Regions from separate parts of the Homo sapiens genome. Here region 2 is linked to region 1. Evidence: read pairs that join two places in POLR2A ChIA-PET (ENCODE). Cell type or tissue: Caco-2. All regions are shown on one strand. Each heading gives the region's core, and the rest is flanking DNA. Links, peaks and the distances in the headings are about the cores only. Region 1 overlaps FEZ1 (fasciculation and elongation protein zeta 1). Region 2 has its middle 18 kb from the start of FEZ1.

What was found. Peaks named below come from ENCODE experiments on the same cell type or tissue, not always from the same donor. Only the 100,000 strongest peaks of a DNase experiment are listed, where the experiment ranks them.
Region 2: POLR2A ChIA-PET joins it to region 1 with 13 read pairs; 4 of 35 experiments call an interaction of 5 or more read pairs at or near these places.

The regions. Positions count from the first base shown.
Region 1 is chr11:125,450,670-125,456,042 of GRCh38, reverse strand. FEZ1 (fasciculation and elongation protein zeta 1) reads left to right here. Exons shown (of 10, transcript NM_005103.5): 6 at 1-208; 7 at 1,833-1,913; 8 at 3,634-3,709. Among named protein-coding and RNA genes, the nearest start is that of FEZ1, 43 kb to the left of the region's middle. RefSeq lists an enhancer at 4,512-4,631. In Caco-2, for the core only: a CTCF peak has its summit at 3,176 (motif pointing right); DNase peaks (open chromatin) are centred at 3,202 and 4,491.
Region 2 is chr11:125,512,001-125,517,373 of GRCh38, reverse strand. No RefSeq gene overlaps it. Among named protein-coding and RNA genes, the nearest start is that of FEZ1, 18 kb to the right of the region's middle. In Caco-2, for the core only: no CTCF peak of the experiment used is centred there; a DNase peak (open chromatin) is centred at 2,921.

The sequences.
Region 1 (5,373 bases), core at 129-5,128:
TGACTTCTCGGAGGAGCTGGTGCAGCAGCTGGCCCGCCGGGACGAGCTGGAGTTTGAGAAGGAAGTGAAGAACTCCTTTATCACGGTGCTTATTGAGGTTCAGAACAAGCAGAAGGAGCAGCGAGAACTGATGAAAAAGAGGCGGAAAGAGAAAGGGCTGAGCCTGCAGAGCAGCCGGATAGAGAAGGGAAACCAGATGCCTCTCAAGGTAGGTGAACAACCAGGTGGAAGACTGGGTGCCTCCAACCTCCAACCCTGCCCGTTTCAGTGCCCTACCAACCCTGCAGGGGACTCATCAACGTTTACCGAGCAGTGGTGGTGAGCAGCACACTGTGACAGACAGGGGGTCAGAAAGGGAGAAGATATCACCTATCTCCTCCACTCCCCCAAAGGGCTCACAGTCTAACCCAGGAAGACAGTGTGTACATTAGGAAATAATTGAATTTGGCTTGTGTTCTCTGTAGGCAAGACCTTAAAGAAAGTGGAGTGAGGGTATTTCGTGTTGGGAGTCTTGAGATGGGCCTCAGAATTCTGGGTCCAAATCCCTCCTTGTGTCCCAGGTTCCAGTCCTGACTGGTCTCTTTAGGGCGTGCTAAGGTGTTTCAGTGATTGAAAATGATCAGGTGCCTTATTATTATTGTTATTATTTTTTGAGACAGAGTCTCACTCTTTTGCCCAGGCTGGAGTGCAATGGTACCATCTCGGCTCACTGCAACCTCCGCCTCCTGGGCTCAAGCAATTCTCCTGTCTCAGCCTCCCTAGTAGCTGGGATTACAGGTTCATGCCACCACTCCTGGATTATTTTTGTATTTTTAGTAGAGATGGGGTTTCACCATGTTGGCCAGGCTGGTCTCAAACTCCTGATCTCAGGTGATTTGCCCATCTTGGCCTCCCAAAGTGTTGGGATTACGGGCATGAGCCACCGTGCCTGGCCCCAGATGCCTTATTGTTCTATTGTTCTATTTTTGGGTTTAACCCAAACCCCTGGTTCTCATGGTTCATTTTTTTTTTCTTTTTTTTTTTTTTGGTGAGATGGAGTCTCACTCTGTTGCCCAGGCTGGAGTGCAGTGGTGCGATCTCGGTTCACTGCAATCTCTGCTTCCCGGGTTCAAGCGATTCTCCTGTCTCAACCTCCTGAGTCGCCGGGATTACAGGTTCACACCACCACGCCTGGCTAATTTTTGTATTTTTAGTAGAGACGGAGTTTCACCATGTTGGTCAGGCTGGTCTCAAACTCCTCACCTCGTGATCTCCCCGCCTCGGCCTCCCAAAGTGCTGGGATTACAGGTGTGAGCCACTGCGCCCAGCCACTCATGCTTCTTAATCAGGGGAGCTCAGTAGAATTATCTAAGGAGTTTTTTTCAAAATGCCTTTCCCTAGGCTCTATCACAGACCTATGGAATTAGTTCTCCGCATGTACATTTTGAAAAAAACTTCCCCCATCAGGACAGTTGCTTTAAGACAGCCTCTTCTGATAGCTGAACATTTTGTTTTCCCCTAAGATCTTTGCATCATGGTTCATTTAAGTTTGACTGAACTGCTTTATTTTTCTATTTGCATGATGGAGGATAAAAGGAGGAAAACTGGGGGATGCAGAGGGGTCTTGTAGCCCTGAGGGACTTACTAAGATAAGAGTTCTTGAGACTCTGTTTATTCTTGCAAAGCTCAGGCTTCAATTCTGGCCTGTCTCTGTAAGCCAGTGTCTTACACTTACTGTCTAGTCACAGAACCCTGGGGCGTTATCTGGGACAGCCTGGTAGCTGAGAGGTCCCTGGGTGTGGTGACAGTGTAGCAAGAAGCATTTGCCCTTCTTGAGTCTCTCTCCCCCACAGCGCTTCAGCATGGAAGGCATCTCCAACATTCTGCAGAGTGGCATCCGCCAGACCTTTGGCTCCTCAGGAACTGACAAACAGGTACGCGTAGTCTCCCTGCTCCAAGCTCTCTTCCTAGACTCCTGCAGCTTGGCCTCCCCAGCAACGCAGGGGGACAGTGACTCACCAGAATTATCCCAGCATTTATTTAGGGGGTTAGGGGTCCTAACACTTTTTTCTCCTCTTAAGGAGGAACAGAGAATATCTTTTTAAAAGGCAAACTTTTTTTTTTTTTTTTTTTTTGAGCTCTAGTGTTCTAGGACATGGGCAAGACTTAAAACTCAACACTGCTTGTAGGTCTAAGAATTAAGTTGTTTTAAGGATGAAATGCATTAAGAGGGAGTCCATTTGATGATAGATCCCATCCTAGAGTTTAGTTAACTTTCCACCACACTGGATCACCTGCCAAGCCATTCCCACTAAGACTGCCTCTGCAGCTTCCCAGCTCTGGTTGGAACCCATGCTGTGGCTTTTTGTTGGCTCAGTAATTTCCCTGTGACATAGCTTGCATTTCTGGTTATTAAGACAGCATTCACAACTTTTATCAAGCGCCTGCTATGTGCTAAGCTCTGTTGTTAAGCCCTCAGGTGCAAAGGTGAAAAGTCCTGACCCCTGTCCTCATGGAGTGTATAATCTAATAGACATGGCTGGCACGTGAACAGAAAGTTTGAGATGGTGGAATGAGTGTACATGAAAGTGTATATGTTTTAAACATATTTGTAGCTGAATTCTAAGTGCTAGAATTCTAGAACTCTAGAATTCTAGAGAGTCTAGAGAAGGGGAAGAGATTTTAGCAGCATCGATCCCAGTCCTCTTGTTTTATGGCAGTGAGAACTATGGCCTGGAGATTCAAGGCATTTTTCCAAAGCCACACACACTGTCAGTGGCAAAGCCAAGACTAAAATGTGAGCTTCTGGCCGGGCGCGGTGGCTCACGCCTGTAATCCCAGCACTTTGGGAGGCCGAGGTGGGCAAATCACCCAAAGTCAGGAATTCGAGACCAGCCTGGCCAACATGGTGAAACCTCATCTCTACTAAAAATACAAAACTAGCCAGGTGTGGTGGCAGGCACCTGTAATCCCAGCTACTTGGGAGGCTGAGGCAGGAGAATCGCTTAAACCCGGGAGGTGGAGGTTGCAGTGAGCCGAGATCAAGCCACTGCACTCCAGCTTGGGTGACAGAGCGAGACTCTGTCTCAAAAAAAAAAAAAAAAGTGAGCTTCTTAGCTTTGATCTAGAGCTCTGGCACTCACCACCTCAGGCTTCCTTGAGACTCCTTTGACAGCCCACTAGGCCCTGATGCTGGTTTTGTTGTAGGAGCACCTGACATCCAGCAGAGGGAGCAAATCTGACATCAGAGACCCTGGGCGGGGTTGAGGTTCTCTTGCATATCTTTTTTGACAAAAGACAAACAATTCCTTCTCAAATTGCACTGCAAAGAATAAGAAAATATAATCCCCTTGGATTTATTCTCTGCTTTCAGTCTAAAGGAGAAAAAGCTCCCCAGGATTCCTAAATAACAGAGAAGTTTGTAGTGTAGGAAGAATCTAGAAGTTGGGATGGAGAGAAATGTGGGAAAGTCTTACTTTTAAAGAGACATTCCCTAAAGAGGGGTAAGAAGTTCTGAAACAGTGACGTACCAGTGACCATGAATGTTTCAGAGAAGGTCAGATTTGCAGTGTGTGTCTTAGAGAAAGGCTAAATCTCAACCCAGAGGAAGCATGTCTTCTGTCTCAAGCCCCCTGCATGCTGTTTGTCTTGCAGTATCTGAACACAGTCATTCCTTACGAGAAGAAAGCCTCTCCTCCCTCAGTGGAAGACCTGCAGATGCTGACAAACAGTGAGTTCCTCTTGTTCTCAGCCAGATCAGTGGCTCCTTTTTCTCCCTTCCTGCCTGTACGTTGTACCTCCGTGCCGCAGGCCCGAGACTCCTCAAAGCAGGTTTACATGGGCCAAAATACCCTCCAAATTACTGCGTCACATCCTCCCGCACAGTGTAAAATTAAAATACTCTGCAGTGATAACCAGAGCTGTTTTTTCTTTCTCCTGGTTCCCATAAGGGAAGAGGCCTGCTGGGGGAAAAAAAAATGAGCTGGTGAAAGAGGTTGGGGTGCTGGTGCAGGGGACTTTTTGTTTTCCCCTGCAGTTCCCAAGGCTTGGCATCCTCTGCCTCCCTGTTCTCTCTCTCCCTGCAACTTGAGGTTGCCTGGTCGGCACTTGTGCCCCTTGAAGCAGGGCGCCTGGTCTCTGGGTCTGGCTGTATTTTTAATGAGAAGCAAGGTTTCTTGGGTGGGGTAAGGCTGACTGGAAAAAATAGAGTCCAGCTTTCCTTCCAGGAAGTGACTGCCTCCTCTCCTCCACTTTGCTCTATTGTCAAATATTAATAAACATTCTGAACTATGAGGGAAAACAGTGTGTAACAAAGAGCCTTTTGTAGACAGTAACTGTTTATATACATCAAACAGTACGACCCCCAAAGGGCTGGGGGGCACATGGTGTTAGCCATCAGTGTCAGCTTGGCCCTCTTAGGACGAGAAAAATCCTAGGCTGAGATGTGGTGACAGGCCCAGAGGATCACGAGGGAAATTCCATTTCCTTGGCAACCGTGCCCTGCAGAGAGTGACAGCTAACGAGGCCCCGCCCACTGCAGCCTGTTCTGGAGGGAAGGGGCCAGTGCGGGGCTACTGGATACCCAAGGAGAGGGGAAGTTGAGCTTCTGTTCAGCTGAGGAGGATGGATACCTGCTGGGGCCTGGTGCTGAAGGTGACCAAACGTTTCATTTTTTGTCAATTTGGAGAGTGAAAGCAGGAGGTTCTGGCAAACAGAAATCCTGCCTACATCATGCCTGCATCAATAGACACTGTGTCCTTGAGAATCAGGAATTTTAAAATCAAAGTACAGTGACTTGTCCTTAACTCATTGTAAACTCCTTTATTTGCATAAATATGCACTAAGTTTCTTTTTTTTTAAGGGAGAAAATAGAGATGAACTGACATTTATAGATGTTTGTGTTTTCACACAAGTTACATTTGGAAAGTAATTTGGACAAATTATGAAGGTTGATATATGTAAAGTATTCTATCATAGCTCAAAAAAATAAATAGCTATTAATTTGTTGCAGATACCCATTCAGGAATTCAGTGTGAAATCTTTTCATTTTAATTAAGAAACAGACTTTTTTCTATTTTGAGTGGTTTTGTTTACATTTTTTAAGTTCATTAAAAAAATTATAGCTAGAGTATATCCATCATTTAGACTACTTTGGAAATAAGGAAAAGCAAACAAAGAAAAATAAATAACTCATTGTCTACTCCACTATGGTTACCATTTTGGTGCTTTTCAGACTTAATATTTTGTATCTTTTCTATATAGTTGAGATTATACTGGCTGTAAAATTTTGTGTCATGATTTTAGTCACATTAGTTAACACTTTGTTAATGTTCTTTTTATGGCTATCTCTTCTATCATGTGGATATACTACCTTCCAACATTTTATTGCTTTTA
Region 2 (5,373 bases), core at 257-5,256, 61 kb before region 1:
TGTGGGAATGCAGCAGCTCTTCCTAGTAACCATGGGAACCTTATTGGCATGGCAACCTGGCAGCCATAAGAAAGGCAGCTGGGGGGGTGGAGGGAAGGGAAGAGGTGGGAAGTAGTCCTTAGGAATAGGGGAGGGGGAAGCAGCCTTCCTTCCTGCAGAGGAGAGAAAAAGGAGGAAAGGAGGGCAGCTGGACCCAAGGAGAATCCGCTGATGAGTTCAAACCTCACTCCTTAATTCAGCTGAGGTGGGCCTTAGAGCAGGGCTGGGAGCCAAATGTGGAACTAAGATCTAAACCTATTGATATTTTTCTGTTCTGAAGTATAACTCAGGAACACCAAGAAAAGAGTAGGGGCTGGAGACACAGAGTAAATGATCCTACAACACGTGTGCAAATTTTGACGTCAAGCTTTGGTTGCAGGCAAAATACCACCCAGAGCTTTTTCGGGCTCTGGAGCCCAAGAACCTTTTATTAAAGATATCTAGGGACAAGGACATTTCCAAGCAGCACCTAAAGCAAGAAAAAAAAAATCTTTGCAATAATGTTGAGAATGTCTGGGAATATAGTAAAAGCAGAAACAAACAAATGAAGGGACCAAGAAACCCTCAGAAAGATAAAAAGTTTATTTTAAACTGAAACCATTTGAGCTACAGCAGATGCAGATAGAAATCATATCTGGACTTCCCTGATCTGACTAAAGCAGAGCCTCCCAAAATACGACTGCCATTAACCCCCCTTCAGGTTTGGGAGAATCCCCAGATTTGGTCTAATTCAGCTTCCAGCCAGAAAGAAGACTGTACATTAGCATCAGAATAAAAAAGCCCAATAGAATCTTCCATACATTCCCAATGAAGCCTTAACCACCATTCCCTTTTGTTAAACTGATGCAGTCACACGTACCCCTGGCTATTTTTGCCAGGGATTACCCTTTACTGAGTACTCCCCCATGCATGTGTAAATAATCCTTGTCTTTTCTTCTGTGGATCTGTCTATCATCAATTAATTTGCAGTCCCCCAAGCCCCAAACACACACTACAACATAGTTGGTGGAAGAAAAGACTTCCTTCCAACACAGACAAAAACCCATTAGGGAAAAATAACTATTGCAGAAGAAGGAGTGAGCAGCAGCGTGGTTAGCAGAGCCCTGCCAGTACTTGTTTTAGACTCAGCTAAAATCCTTCTCAGCATTTTTTTTTTTTTGCACTGGAGTCTCGCTCTGTCACCCAGGCTGGAGTGCAGTGGTGCAGTCTCGGCTCACTGCATCCTCTGCCTCCCAGGTTCAAGTGATTCTCCTGCCTCAGCCTCCGAGTAGCTGGGATTACAGGCGCCCGCTGCCACACCCAGCTAATTTTTGTATTTTTAGTAGAGACAGGGTTTCACCATGGTGGCCAGGCTGGTCTCGAACTCCTGACCTCAGATAATCTGCTCGCCTCGGCCTCCCAAAGTGCTGGGATTACAGGCGTGAGCCACAGCGCCTGGCTCATTCTTGTTTTTTTTGATGAACATAGTGGGAACGTGGCTATCCTGAACTTTGGAGTCAGATGGCTCTCTGGGTTAGAACTCCTGCCTTACCCCTTCTTAGCTGTGTGAGCCTTGAACAAATTATCCCATCCCTGAGAGCCTGTTTTCTCATTTTCCTAAACAAAGGGTAATCATACATACTTTATAAGGTCATTGTGCAAATAAAATGAGATGAAAAGTTTAACAAACAGTATTGTTAGGTAAAGCTCCTTACATAGTAAGCACATAAATGGCTGCTCTTGTTACGCTGCTTGCTTTTTAGAAATGAATCTGTTTGGGTAGTAGTGTAGCATCACCTGAGACCTGACTAAGCTTTTGTTTGCTTATTTGTTTAAGATTCATTGACTTTTTAAAAAATCACACTTTTACTGAGATATAATCACATACCATAAAATTTACCTTTTCATTTATTATTTAGAGACAGGGTCTTGTTCTGCTGTGCAGGCTAGAGTGCAGTGGTGTGATCACAACTCACTGCAGCCTCTACCCCTTAGGGTCAAGTGATCCTCCTGCCTTCTTAGTCTCCCAAGTAGCTGGGGCCACAGGTGTGTGCCACCCTACCCAGCTAATTAAAAAAAAACTTGTTTGTAGAGATGGGGTCTTGCTATGTTGGCCAGTCTGGTCTTGAACTCCAGGATTTAAGCAATCTTCCTGCTTTGGCATTCCAAAGTGCTGGGATTATAAGCATGAGCCACAGCATCCAGCCACACTTTTTTTTTTTTTTTTTTTGAGATGGAGTTTTGCTCTTGTTGCCCAGGCTGGAGTGCAATGGCGCAATCTTGGCTCACTGCAACCTCCGCCTCCCAGGTTCAAGTGATTCTCCTGTCTCATCCTCCCAAATAGCTGGGATTACAGGCATGTGCCACCCCATTTGGCTAATTTTGTATTTTTAGTAGAGACAGAGTTTCTCCGTGTTGGTCAGGCTGGTCTTGAACTCCCGACCTCAGGTGATCCGCCTGCCTCGGCCTCCCAAAGTGCTGAGATTACAGGCGTGAGCCACCACGCCCAACCAGCCACCCTTTTAAACTACACAATTCAGTGGCTTTTAGTATAGTCACAGAGTTGTGCAACAATCACATAACTACTTCCTTTTACTATCTACCACAATTTAATTTTAGTGCATTTTCATCATCCCACCCCCCGCCACACACACACCCTGCCAAACTAAAGAAACCACACATCCGTTAGCAGTCACTCTCCACAGCCCCTGGCAACCACCAATCTACTTTATGTTTCTATTGTGAAAAGAAATTACATTTTGGGACCCCAGAGTCATTTAGCCAAAGGGAAAAGTCAAAAATCAGATATGCATTTGTGTCTGGCAGGCCTGTACCTGTAAAGATAACCTATCAATTTGCATGCCACAGTGATGTTTTAGCAGCTCACCAGGAATTTCCTTGTGGGCAAAATATGGGGAAATTCCCAGTGAGCTGTTAAAACGTCACTATGGCAATGCAAATTGTTAGGTCATCTTTACAGGTGCAGGCCTGCCAGACACAAATGAATATCTGATTTTTCCCCTACTCCATTTTGTCTGTGTTATCTTATGTAAAATGCAGATTCCCCACATTTTTCCTTTGCCCCTTTTGCTTATGTGAAAACTGTGTGCTTCTCAATATCCCACCCTTTCCCCCTTAAATTTGGAGCCTCAAAATCATCTTCAGAGAAAGGCATAGACCTGTCTCCAGGATGCGTCCTTAACTTTGGCAAATAAATCTAAAATGATTGAGACTTGTCTCATCATTTTCTTCAATTGACACTATGTAGACATTTCATGTACATGAAATTACGTACCATGTGCCTTTCTGTGTCTGCTGTCTTTCACTCAACATAATGCTTTCAAGCTTATCTGTGTTGTAGCATTGTATCAGTATTTTGTTCTTTTTATGGCTGAATGACATTTCATTGCATGGATATACCACAATTTGTTTATCCATTTATCCCTTGATGGACATTTGGGTTTGTAGGAGTGAAAGGAACTCTCCTTCCACCCTTTAAAGGCTCGATAATCTCTGGAATAAACTTGACAGTAGACAGATTAACAGGAGAAAAGGCATACAAATTTATTACATGCATATGTATAGGAGTTCCACAAAATATGAGACACAAAGGAGGGCCAGATGGTTGAAGCTTAAATAGCATTGTGAGCTACAGAAAAAATTAGCTTGGCACAGTGGCTCACACCTGTAATCCTAGCACTTTGGGAAGCTGAGGTGGGAGGATGGCTTGAGCCCAGTAGTTCCAGATCAGCCTGGCCAATGTGGCAAAACCCTATCTCTACCAAAAATGCAAAACTTAGCTGGGTGTGGTGGCATGCCCCTGTAGTTCCAGCTACTCAGGTGGCTGAGGTAGGAGGATCACTTGAACCAGGGAGATCAAGGCTGCAGTGAGTACAGTGAGCTGTAATTGCACCCACTGCACCCCAACCTAGACAACAGAGTGAGACCCTGTCTCAAAAAAAAAAAAAAAAAAAAAAAGAATTAGAAGCTTAAAGACTCCTGGAGGGTGGTGGCAACAAGCTGTGGGAGAGTGAGGGGAGGAAGAGCACTGCAAGCAAAGGTTGTCTTATTATGCAGAAGAAGTCTCTCAGGTAGCTCTCAGAAGCATAAGTGAAAAGTCTGTCTGGGCATGATGTCCTAGATGTGGAGACATTTAGTCTCCTCTCTTAGAGATCATATAGATTCCAGGGAGTGAGTTCATGACACTTCATTTCTTCTGGAGGGATTTCTCTTAGTCAGATAAAGGAAATGTCAGAGAAAGTGCTTCCCTATGCTTTGGGAGAAAAAGAGAATCAAGACATAGTAAGCAGGGAAAGGTCAGAGAGACCTTGGTTCTGAGGCCCTTTCCTTTAAAAAATTTTGTTTTGCTTTTTTTTGTTGTTGTTGTTTTTTGTTGTTGTTTGTTTTTTTGAGACAGGATATTGTTCTGTCACCCAGGCTGGAGTGCAGTGGCACCATTACAGCTCCCTGCAGCTTCACCCTCCCAGGCTCAAGTGATTCTCCCACCTCAGCCCCCCAGGTAGCTGGGACCACAGGCATGTGCCACCATGTCCAGCCCATTTTTAAATTTTTTTGTAGAGACAGGATCTCACTATGTAGCCCAGGCTGGTCTTAGGCTCCTGGGCTCAAACAATTCTTCCCACCTTGGCCTCCCAAAATGCTAGGATTACAGGTGTGAGCCATTGTACTCTGCCAGAGGCTGCTTCTTTAGTTCAAAGTACTCAGCATTTCAAAATGCCATATTTTCTGACCCCCAAAAGGTTGTTTCAACTTTTTTGGTTATGATGAATAAAGCTGCTATGTACATTTGTGAACACGTTTTTGTGTGTATGTATTGATCAAGTTTTATTTAATGATTTATCAGGCCTCATGGCCTACGTGATATGATCAGGTAAAGGAATGGGAAATATAAAAGAGCAGCTGATGCTCTTTTGTTCTTGTGTTTCCAGTTGGAGTGGCGAGCCACTCTCACCACCTCTAGTTTCTTTTTCTTAACCTACTTTGCAAGCCACTCTCATGTCCTGTGTCAGCTGGGGTGTGAGTTTTCATCCCAATTGGTGAGCCACGCTCGCTGCCCCAGCCCCTCTGGGTCGGATTAATAGTCACGCCCCTGGACATGATCAGGCTCCTCTTCTGTCCTTATGGGACAGGTCCTGCCTTGGGACTCAATACTTGACCGTGGTTCCTGAAGCACACTGTTTCTGGAATTGTCCTGTAGCCTCTCAAGTTTTGTTGTGCTGCTGGTTAGGGGTGCCGGGTCACAGGAGAGCTGATTTCCTTTCTGGGCTGAAGTTCTCCCGGCGGCGCCTGGGGTCACAGGTTTCCTTTGACCTGGGGCTCCAGCCCCACAGGCAA